Linked DNA regions of Homo sapiens: region 2 is linked to region 1. Evidence: chromatin loops called from intact Hi-C (ENCODE). Cell type or tissue: HepG2. All regions are shown on one strand. Each heading gives the region's core, and the rest is flanking DNA. Links, peaks and the distances in the headings are about the cores only.

Region 1 (5,398 bases), core at 67-5,066:
TGGTGTTGTGGTGTTTTCTCTGGGGTCAATGGTCAGTAACATGACAGCAGAAAGGGCCAACGTAATTGCAACAGCCCTTGCCAAGATCCCACAAAAGGTAAGATAAAGTGCCTTACTGGTGTGGAAAACTACTGAAAGAGGCTGTTAAAGTTTGTGATCTACATAGAAAGAATATTAAGAGTAGATTGAACTCTTTACAGCCAAATGCAGCCTTAAATATGCTTGTGTAGCTTCCACTGACACAAGTAATAGTTGTGCCTCAGACTTAGTGGTTACATGTGGCCCTGGGGTAGTTACTGCCCTTGTTATGCATGAGTGGTTCCTATTAGTATCAGTGGGAACTCAGTACTCCATATGTATCCACAAAAGGGAATTGAGACTCATGGTTATTTTTAATTTCTAATATTAACAGTCATACATACTGCTGAATTTAACTCAATATAGTTCAGGTAAGTGAAAATGGTGCTTAATGTAATCTTTAGAATGACTTTCAGGTGTTTTCAACTAAAAATACATATCCAGAACTGCATCTTTGTAGAAATACAAGGAAGACTTATGATAATTTTCTTCAAAACAATTTTCCTAATCTCAGCAATATCCAATGAGTGAAGAACATTTGACTTACTCTTGGGCCACCTCTACTACTTACCGTACTCTGGAAGCTCTTGGTGAATGTTTACAATTAAGGAATGTACTATTTCTGTTTGTACTTTAAGTCAAATGCTTATGTGAAATATGTGACAACAAATAGAGAACACTGCCTGAAGCAGGAAGATGAAAGAGAAAGGATGGAGATGGATCCTGACCTGAAGGTGGATCCTGTCCAGTATAAAATGTGGCCCCACAAGGACTCAACACTAACTACCAGATTAACAACCCCTCCCAATGGAGGCAGCGGAAGGAAATATAGGAAGGAGTCAAACAGAAGGAAGCCAGGCAGTTGAACAGGTTCAGATGCCCCCTCCATAGAACACAGTAGGAATATATTTTCTTCTATATAGAATAAACAAGGGACCTTTGTGTATTTGTGAATTACTTTTTAATTTCCTATCTGATAAAGCTTTCTTGTAATGACCTCTAACTTTTTGCTGAAACCTGAGTTACTTTAACACTGATGTAGCAAATAAAAGTTAAACACTGTAAATTATTGTTCAGTTTGTGAGGATTGCTTTGGAGTTTCAAAATTAGTAACTTAAACATAAAAATGTCTTGGCTATAGCAGAACATATTAATCACTGTTGTCAAAGTTTGTAGCTCGTTGTCTAAGTGTTAATAATCAGTTGACCAAATTCAGCAAAATACAATTTTGAGTTTATTCAACAGCTTTATTTGTATTCATGATACCAACAGGTTCCTCATTTCTAGGCAAAAAAAAAAAAAAAAAAAAAAAAAAAATTAACAATACGGTAATATTCTGAATTTGTGTCTAAAATTGTCACTTGAAATTTTTCTTGGAAGTAGTGCTTGATAATTTGTAATTCCAATGAAGTTATACATAACACCTTGGCAGCATTTATTTATTTATTATAAGTAGCTTATTTTACAGACTTGCTATTTTGTCAATCAAAGGACAACAGGCTCTAATGTAATAACCTACCGACAAGTAGATATATTTAAACAACTTCTCATATTATTCAAAAATAAATGAATACATTACAATTAAATTTGGAGATGAAGACTAATATAAAATACATAAAACAAACATATAGGTCATTACTAAATAGTTACTGTTTTTTTACACTGGAATTACAATGACTCCTTATAAGTTTTTATACTTTTTTTAGAATATTTTTATTTTTTAAATTAAATTAATTTAACTTTTATTTTTAACGTTTATTTTAAGTTCAGGAGTACACGTGCAGGTTTCTTACATACGTAAACTTGTGTCATGGGGGTTTGCTGTACTGATTGTTTCATTACCCAGGTATTAAAACTAATATTTGTTTATTAGTTTTCCTGATCCTCTCTTTCCTCCCACCCTCCACCCTCCAATACATCTCAGTGTATGTTGTTGCCATGTATGTGTCCACATGTTCTCATCTTTTAGTTTCCACTCATAAGTGAGGACATGTCACATTTGGATTTCAATTCCTATGTTAGCTTGCTAAGGCTAATGGCCTCCTGCTCCATCCTTATCCCTGCAAAAATACATATTTTTGCTTTTTTATGGCTGCATAATATTCTGTAGTGTATATATGCCATATTTTCTTTATTCATTCCATAATTGATGGTCATTTAGGTTGATTGCATGTCCTTGCTATTGTGAATAGTACTGCAACTAACATATATGTTCATGGATCTTTATAAAAGAACAAGTTATAGTCCTTAGGTTATATACCCAGTAATGGGATTGCTGGGTTTCATGGTATTTTTGCCTCTGGGTTTTTGAGGAATCACCACACTGTCTTCCACAATGGTTGAACTAACTTACATTCCAACCAAAAGAGTATAAGCATTCCTTTCCTATATAACCTCACCAACATCATGATATTTTTTGAATTTTTAATAATGGCCATTCTGACTGGTGTGAGATGCTATCTCATTATGGTTTTGATTTGAATTTCTCTAATGATCTGTGATGTTAATTTTTTTTCTTCATGTGATGGTTGGCCGCAGGTAGGTCTTTTTTTAAAAAGTGTAACAATTTTTTAAATACTTGAACTTTTCATTGATAATCTTATTTTTCTAAGGTACTATTTTGGAAAATCATGGTTTCTTATATATCTAAATCATTATAAAAGTTAAGAAAATAAAATGTGAGTATTGTTTTTACATCAGTCTTTGAGTAGATTTATTTACTAACATCCCTTGATCTCATTCCTACCCTTTTTACAGTTCTAACATTCTATAATTTTTGAGTTCCACTCATGGAATAAGATATTCTCTTTACTGTAACAGGTTCTGTGGAGATTTGATGGGAATAAACCAGATGCTTTAGGTCTCAATACTCGGCTGTACAAGTGGATACCCCAGAATGACCTTCTAGGTAACACTCTGGTGAACAAATACTGGATATATTAGTAACTGCACATTAGAGTGTTAATAGTTCATCTTGAAACAAGCTTATTGATTATTTGTTATAGGAAAACAAAAAGGAACTTCTTTATATTTATTTTCCAGTCCTAGGGGAAAAGAATATACTATAATTGTTGGCATTTTGTGATACACACTCACATTCTTTATGGTCAGAATCAGAGAGAATCTTTATTTCAGGTGTTATTATATCTCACAGAATTTTTCAATATCTTCCTTGGCTGTCTCTCTGTCTCCTATTTCTACAGCTTTACACCTGTTTTCTCCTCTCCTGCAGGGTTATTTCAAATGCCACTAAATATAATAGCTCTTCTATCACCAGTGACTCTGTATTTTCCGGAGGACTAAATTCCTAATCTTAATCTTAAAGTAATGACACATTTCATGATGAAGTGTAACCTGTCTTTCCTCAATCCTAGCACCACCAACAACCCACTGCCTGCTGCCTTGCATACCCCGCATATCACACTCTGTGACTGTACTTAAAATAAAACTTTATTTCATGCCCATCTCTTTGCTGTCCTCTTTTGTGCACATTTAAAAAATCTAGAATGCACTTTTCATTAGTGCAACTGAAAATCTTGTATTAAGTTTTGCAGTCTGAAGTCACACACACCATATAGCTTTCAGTTACATCTCCTAAACAAGTACGTGCTTTTTCATCTGAAGTCTGAAAAGTAATAGCAAATTAGTTCAATGTGTTATCTAGAAAACACTGTCACTTTCAGAGCCTTTCATTGTGCATCTCATTTTATTCCTATGAATAATTTTGCTAAAATTCATCCAATCCTAGGTCATCCAAAAACCAGAGCTTTTATAACTCATGGTGGAGCAAGTGGCATCTATGAGGCAATCTATCATGGGATCCCTATGGTGGGCATTCCATTGTTTTGGGATCAACCTGATAACATTGCTCACATGAAGGCCAAGGGAGCAGCTGTTAGACTGGACTTCCACACAATGTCGAGTACAGACCTGCTGAATGCACTGAAGACAGTAATTAATGATCCTTTGTGAGTAGAACAATGTTTTTCACTAGGTGGTATTTGTAGACAGCTTCTCTTGTCAATAGTGAGCATGAGTTTCATCCTTTTTATGAGAGTAATTTTGAAAGAATTTAAATAATTTAACCAATCTGAAATCTGCTTTTTTTCATCTGTTATTTAAAAATTGTATTTGAACCCCATACATCTAATGAGTAACCAGTTAGTGAAACAATTTTCTAAACAAAAATAATTTTAAAATGATAAATAATATAAAAAATACATTTCTTAAAATTTTAACATAATGAACCCATAGTAGAAAGGAAGAATAAACTTGAAATAATATAATAAAATGTTTTAATTAAATATCTAAAATGACTCAGAATATAATTATTTTCTTGCTGAAAAATTAATTTTTATCATCATTGTAACAGACTTGAAAATGAGATTTAATTTCGATAGCTTAAAATCCACCTATTTATGCCATAAAATCCAAATATTTTTACTATGTTTACACAGTCATGAAACTATCATCATTATATAATTTTAGAACATTTTTATCAACACAGAAGAAACTTCAATGACACCAAAATCAATTCTCATGACTGCTTAGTCCTAGTCTAACACCAATTTGTTTTCTTTCTATATAGGTTATTCTCTCTAGATATTTCATATAAATGGAATTATACAGTCTTGGGTGCTGTGTAAATGACATTTCACTTAGCCTAACTTTTTGTGTTGTTTTATGGTTTTTATTTTAATTCATATGGTTGTGTGTTTTAATACTTCATTTCCTTTTCACTTCTATAATATTTTATAGTATGGATATGTCATAATTTAGTTGTTCATTTGTCAGTGCATTGGCCTTTTGATTGTTTCCAATTGTGGCTACTAGGAATATTGCTATATATGTTTTTGCATAAACATGTTTTACTTTCTTTTGGGTTGATGCTATAAGTGGAATTGCTGCCTCATGTGAGAACTGTATGTTTCTGAAGAACTGCTAAACTCTTTTCCAAAGTACTTGTTCCGTTCATCAATACCGTCAGCAGTATAACATGGTTCCAATTCCTCCACACTGTTGCCAAACCTTTTATTTTCTGTCTTTTTGTTACAGCCTTCTTAGTGGGTGTAATGATCTCTCATCCTGGTCTTGGATTGCATTTTCATTACTGCTGAAGATGTTGAGAATCTTTAAGTGTGCTTATTGATCATTCACATATCTTCTTAGAAAACATGTCTACTCCAATGCTTGGAACATTTTTACCTTTGTTATTTGTCTTATTATTAAGTTTTAAGAACTATTTATATATTATGGGACAAATCAGATATATAATTTTTAAATATTTTTCCCATTCTGGGTGCACTAACTTTTTACTTTT
Region 2 (5,398 bases), core at 215-5,214, 78 kb after region 1:
TAATATCTCAAGTGACTTACACATGTTAAGTAATTCATAGTATTAGTAATAACAAAAATAACCATAATTGCAAAATAATATTTCTGAATCACTAACTATATGCCAGAGACATTTTAAGTGGTTTATTTGTATTAACTTTTTTCCACACAACACAATATGAAGTTAGTCATATTACTGTAAAAGTAGGCATAGGTAATTCTATCCACTTTCTAGTCCATTTTTCCATCATCTGCTACCTGAATTCATACAAAATTTCCTCAATGGTCAGCTCTTTCTAGTTTGGCCCTTCCACAATTTAATCCATCGAACATCTTGGAATCTTTTTTTAAAAACTATAATCTTATCCCATATTTTCTTTTCTTAACTCTTTTTAGTAGTCCCTAAATGTGCTTAATAAATATTTCAACTCCTGAGGAGTATCTGGCTCTTATCTTGCCTATCAGCATCATCTGATTCTTACTCAGTATCTTCCTTGCAAACTAAACTTTGAGTCTTGAGAACTGTCCTGAACACTTTACCTGCTTTTCTTTTTGTGTTTTTTTCTCTTCTTCATTCTTTTACCTATTCCTGCATATAGTTCAGCTCTCATCTAAATTATTAATATCAGTGACTCCAGGATACTCTCTATTATCTACACTGGATGCTTCCTTAGCATTGGTTTTTCTCTGGAGATAACAGTTTTTACACAGTTTTTATTACTTGCATATATTCTATCTTTCAAAATAGAATGTAAGGTGTGTTGGGATAGAAACTGTGTCCCATACACGTACCTGTGGTGTGTGCTAATCTCTTTATAAATATTCTTTGAATGAATGGCCAGTACCTTCTTATATGTTGCATAATCAAAGCTTTAATTTACCAACCCTATTTTCAAAGTCTCTTTAGTATCCCTCTTTATTGGTAATAATGATGAAATTCATAAACTTGTGATAGTATCAACATGTACGTCAGTTTCTAATTGGTATCTGCTTTACTCTTCCCACTTCCACCTTTCTTCCAGTGTAAGTCAAACACTTTGAATGAATATAGAACCATTCGTACTGAAACTTCAAAGCAGACAAAACAAACAGTAATAGTTTACCTTCGGTAGGGGTTTGGCAGGTTTGCAGTGGAGTCCTCCAACGAACTCAACATTTGGTAAGAGTGGGTGAGGAAATTGAAAATCCCAGTAGTTTCGAATAAGCCATATGTCAGCTTTTGCCATTGTCTCAGATAACGTAGTGGGTCTTCCTGATGGGGGAAAAAAAAAGAAAAGATAGATGACACAAGATAATTAAACTAGGTAATTTTCTGAAAGAAGTTAGAATAATGTGGGCAAAAATGTAGGCAAAGTGTTTGTGCCTTGAAAAAAAATACATATATTCGTATATAGGCATAATTTAATTTTTATGTATTATATATTTTACCCATGTGTATTTACAAGAAAGGCAAAGTGGTGAGAGAATCATGAGGGAAAACTGCATCCCTCATGTCACATCAGTATATTCACAATCACAAACAAGCCATAGAGAATTAATCTCCATTTCTTTATTTTGTAAACCTTCGATAGTAGCAGATATACGTATAAACCACTCTTTGAGCTCCGTGATCAATTAATTCTACCATACCCATAAAAACAATTTTCTAACAAATAGTCTAATTTCCCATTCATTAATCTAATCTTTTATCTTTGGTTCTTCAGGTTAACTGTTGATTATTTTGAAATGATGGCTGAAATCCTTGTACCTACTACTGCTTTTGAGTCATGCTAACCTCATAATAATATTAGTTTTTAGGTAAATATGTTTGCAAATTACAGCTAGAAAATTTTGAGAACTTGTTGAAACAGAAATTTGCATTCAACCTTAATTTGGCTCATATTTTTAAAGAAAGATACATAGTTTCAAAAAAAAACTATACAGTTGTAACTTAATGTTCACACTTTGACAAGATGATTAGCCTTAAAATAAATGGTTTCCAATCCTTTAGTGAAGGAATAGAAACACTGGAAACTTCAAATAACATGCATTGGTTTTTGATTCTGAAATGGAGACATCATTTCTCTCAACTGTGGAGGAAACGTTCTAGTAACATGGGTACATATTGCAATTACTAAATAATAAGACTGAAATATACAAGAAAAAACAATTTCTGCAATGTTATATAGATAGTTCTAAAAAATGTGTAACTACTCAATCTACCAGTATGCATTCAGCAAGATGTTTCTGAATAAGTCTGACTTTTTTTTAAGATGAAAAAATGTATAATAAAACAGATATGTGATTGCTTAAAGAAATCTTAGGTGCACTAATATACAGGCTTATGACTTCCTGGAGTCTTCTGTATGAGTGATGGCCACAGAGTTTTAACTGATCCTATAATTTACATTTTCTATAGTGCTTGTGAGTTTGGTAGATCATCTTACAATTTCATTTGATAAATTCATTACAAAAATACCCCACTACCCTGACTTTATGGCTTTATACAAACTCAGCTTCAAAGGTACAAGAAAGTTAGATCTTCATGTTACCAATCAAAAAAGTTACTTACCTAGAACTTCACTGTAGAACTGATCCCACTTCTTCATGTCAAATATTTGGAACCAAAATTCAAAATAAAGCACATAGATCATATTTTTTACCCTCTCTATGAAAGTCATTTGGTCACTTAGTTCTGACATAACAACAGGCACATAGGAAGGAGGGAACAGAAGTCCTCCACTATGCTTTTCAATTGCGTAGCCAGGAGAGAAGCGGAGGCTGTAGACAAAGGGTATTTTAAGTAACTCGGCCAGCAGCTCACCAAAGGGGAAAACAGCATCTGCAAGAACAACATCAAATCTTGACTCCTGTAGTTTCTTCATAAGTTTCTTATTTGAAACTATATCCTTACAGAACTTTCTAAGTATGTCATTAAATGTCCACATGATTTCTTGTACTTGTGAAAAATATGACCAAAATGTGTCTTTTGGAAGTTCTGCCCATCTCTTAACCAGCTGCTTGATAATATCCTCAAACTCAGTTTTAGTTAAAGATACAGGATAAACTTCAAATTTAAGAGTAGATGGGCTGTTGGGATCGAAAGAAATGGAAGCTGAAGATGCCAATACAGTCACCTCATGACCTCTCTGGACAAGTTCATCCAGGATTGTCTTTATATTCATCCAGTGGCTGAATTCTGTGGGCCACACCAGCACCTTTCCACAACTCCCAGAGCTAAAGTAACAGCTCAGCTGTATCAGCAGAAGAGCTGAAGTCCATTTCATAGACATCCTGATGCAATGCAATGCTTGTTTTCCAGTTGCTGCTCCTTTCTGTCATTTCTCATGGTGACATCCAGTATAAATCAGTCAAGAAGTTAAAATGTAACTTTTACACTTCAAAGTAAATACATTATATTAACAGTCTGAGCATGTGGATGACAAAGAGACAAATAAAAGGTAGATGACCTGTTTACACAAGTGCGTTTAATGTTCTTTTTGGATTTTTTTTTTTTTGAGAGCTCACTGCAAGCTCCTCCTCCCAGGTTCACACCACTCTCCTGCCTCAGCCTCCTGAGTAGCTGGGACTACAGACAGGCACCTGCCACCGCACCCAGCTAATTTTTCTGTATTTTTAGTAGAGATGGGGTTTCACTGTATTCGGCAGGATGGTCTCGAACCCCTGACCTTGTGATCTGCCCTCCTTGGCCTCCCAAAGTGCTGGGATTACAGGCGTGAGCCACCGCACCCAGCCCTAGATTTTTAAGTGCTGTAATTCAGCTAATATCAATGATCTTGGATGGACTCATCACCTGACTCATGTAATATATTTCAGAATAGTGTGCATAAGAGTAGCAGTGAGAGGCTCATGTTCCTGCAGTCTCTTTGACACAGAACTAAAGATAAAATAGCTAAATGTGGTTCAAAAACTTTTGTAAATTTGTTGACGTATAATTCAGATATCATACAAATTATCAATTATTGTGTAAAATTTAATGTTTCATAGTATATTCACAGAATTGTGCTTCTACCGTAAGAGTCAATTTTAGAGAACTCTTATCTCCTAAAAATAAACCCTATAAGCTTTAGCCTTTTACTCCCTACCCCTTCTTTCTGCATTTGTCCTATCCTGGGCAACTGCTACTTGAATTTCTGTCTCTATAGATTTGCCTATTCTGGACATTTTTTAAATACATGGAATCACACAATATGTGATATTTTATGGCTGGCTTATTTTACTTAGCATAATATTTTAAAGGTTCATTTATGATATAGCATTTACGTGTTGATTCTTACAACCATCATGTATGATTTAGAGAGTTTCAAGATGAAACTATTCCTATAGACTTTGTTGAATTAATGAAGGACAAAGGGAGGGGAAAAAAAAAAAAAAAGTAAACCAAGCCTGTAGTACATTCAGTATTAATTATTACATTAGCTTGCTCTCTGACTCACTTCCTAATAGTTTTTTGGCTATTGTCTTAGAATTATGCAGACATTGTTACAAGATTAAAGTTCATCTTAACTGTTCTATAGATAATAACTTAAACATTTTGAAATGTGGTTTTCTCTTTGAGGTATTCCTTCAGGTCCAGCATACTGATGAAACTACTGACTCAGCTGGTCTGAGGGACCTCCCTGATGCCAGCTGCTCTCAAGGACCCCACAAGGAGCTGACTCACCAAAGAATGCAGTTTCCAACTCCTACTGATTTTATCTTCATTATCCTGACTAATCTATGACTCCAATTTTTCAGTCCATCACCCTCCATTAACCCCTTAAAAACTCCAGCCCAGATTTCCTTGAGGAGGTAAGTTTGAGGGCCTCCAACTATCTTCCTTCTCAGTGCCCTCCAATTATTATACTCTTTCTTTGTTGCAAAACATAATGTCTCATTGTAATTGGTCTATTATTGCAGAGTGGGCATATGAACCTGTTGGCCCTATAACAAAGACTTCAGTGGAGGAAATAACTGCAGATGTGGTGGAAATAGAAAGATAACTCAAATTAGAAGTGGAACTTGAAGACGTAAGTAAACTGCTGCAATCTCGTGATAAAACAAATACATGAGGAGTTACTTCTTATGGAAGAGAAAAGAAAGTTGTTTCTTGAGATTGAATCTACTCCTGGTGAAGATTATGTGAACATTGCTGAAATGACAACAATAGATTTAGAATATGACTTAAATTTACTTAATAAAGCAGCATTAGACTTTCAGAGGATTGATTCCAGTTTTGAAAGAAGTACCACTATGGGAAAATTGCTATCAAACAAAAATGTATGCTAAACAGAAATCTTTTGTGAAAAGAAGGGTTAGTGGATGTGGCATATGCCATTGTTTTCTTACCCTTAAGAAAGTGCCACAGTCACGCCAACTACTAGCAGTCACTACTCTGATGAGTTAGTAGCCAACAACATTAATGCAAGACTCTCCACGAA

Evidence for each region. Hi-C counts contacts between places; a loop is a spot of excess contacts. Peaks named below come from ENCODE experiments on the same cell type or tissue, not always from the same donor. Only the 100,000 strongest peaks of a DNase experiment are listed, where the experiment ranks them.
Region 2: a loop joins it to region 1, with 24 times the contacts of the local background. A loop is called at or near these places in 1 of 110 quality-filtered maps.

The regions. Positions count from the first base shown.
Region 1 is chr4:69,415,120-69,420,517 of GRCh38, forward strand. It overlaps the pseudogene UGT2B24P. Among named protein-coding and RNA genes, the nearest start is that of UGT2B4, 78 kb to the right of the region's middle. In HepG2, for the core only: no CTCF peak of the experiment used is centred there; no DNase peak of the experiment used is centred there.
Region 2 is chr4:69,492,612-69,498,009 of GRCh38, forward strand. It overlaps UGT2B4 (UDP glucuronosyltransferase family 2 member B4), which reads right to left and starts at 3,294. Exons shown (of 6, transcript NM_021139.3): 1 at 2,530-3,294; 2 at 1,082-1,230. The coding sequence starts at 3,250. In HepG2, for the core only: no CTCF peak of the experiment used is centred there; DNase peaks (open chromatin) are centred at 1,080 and 3,330; H3K4me3 peaks cover 1,621 bases.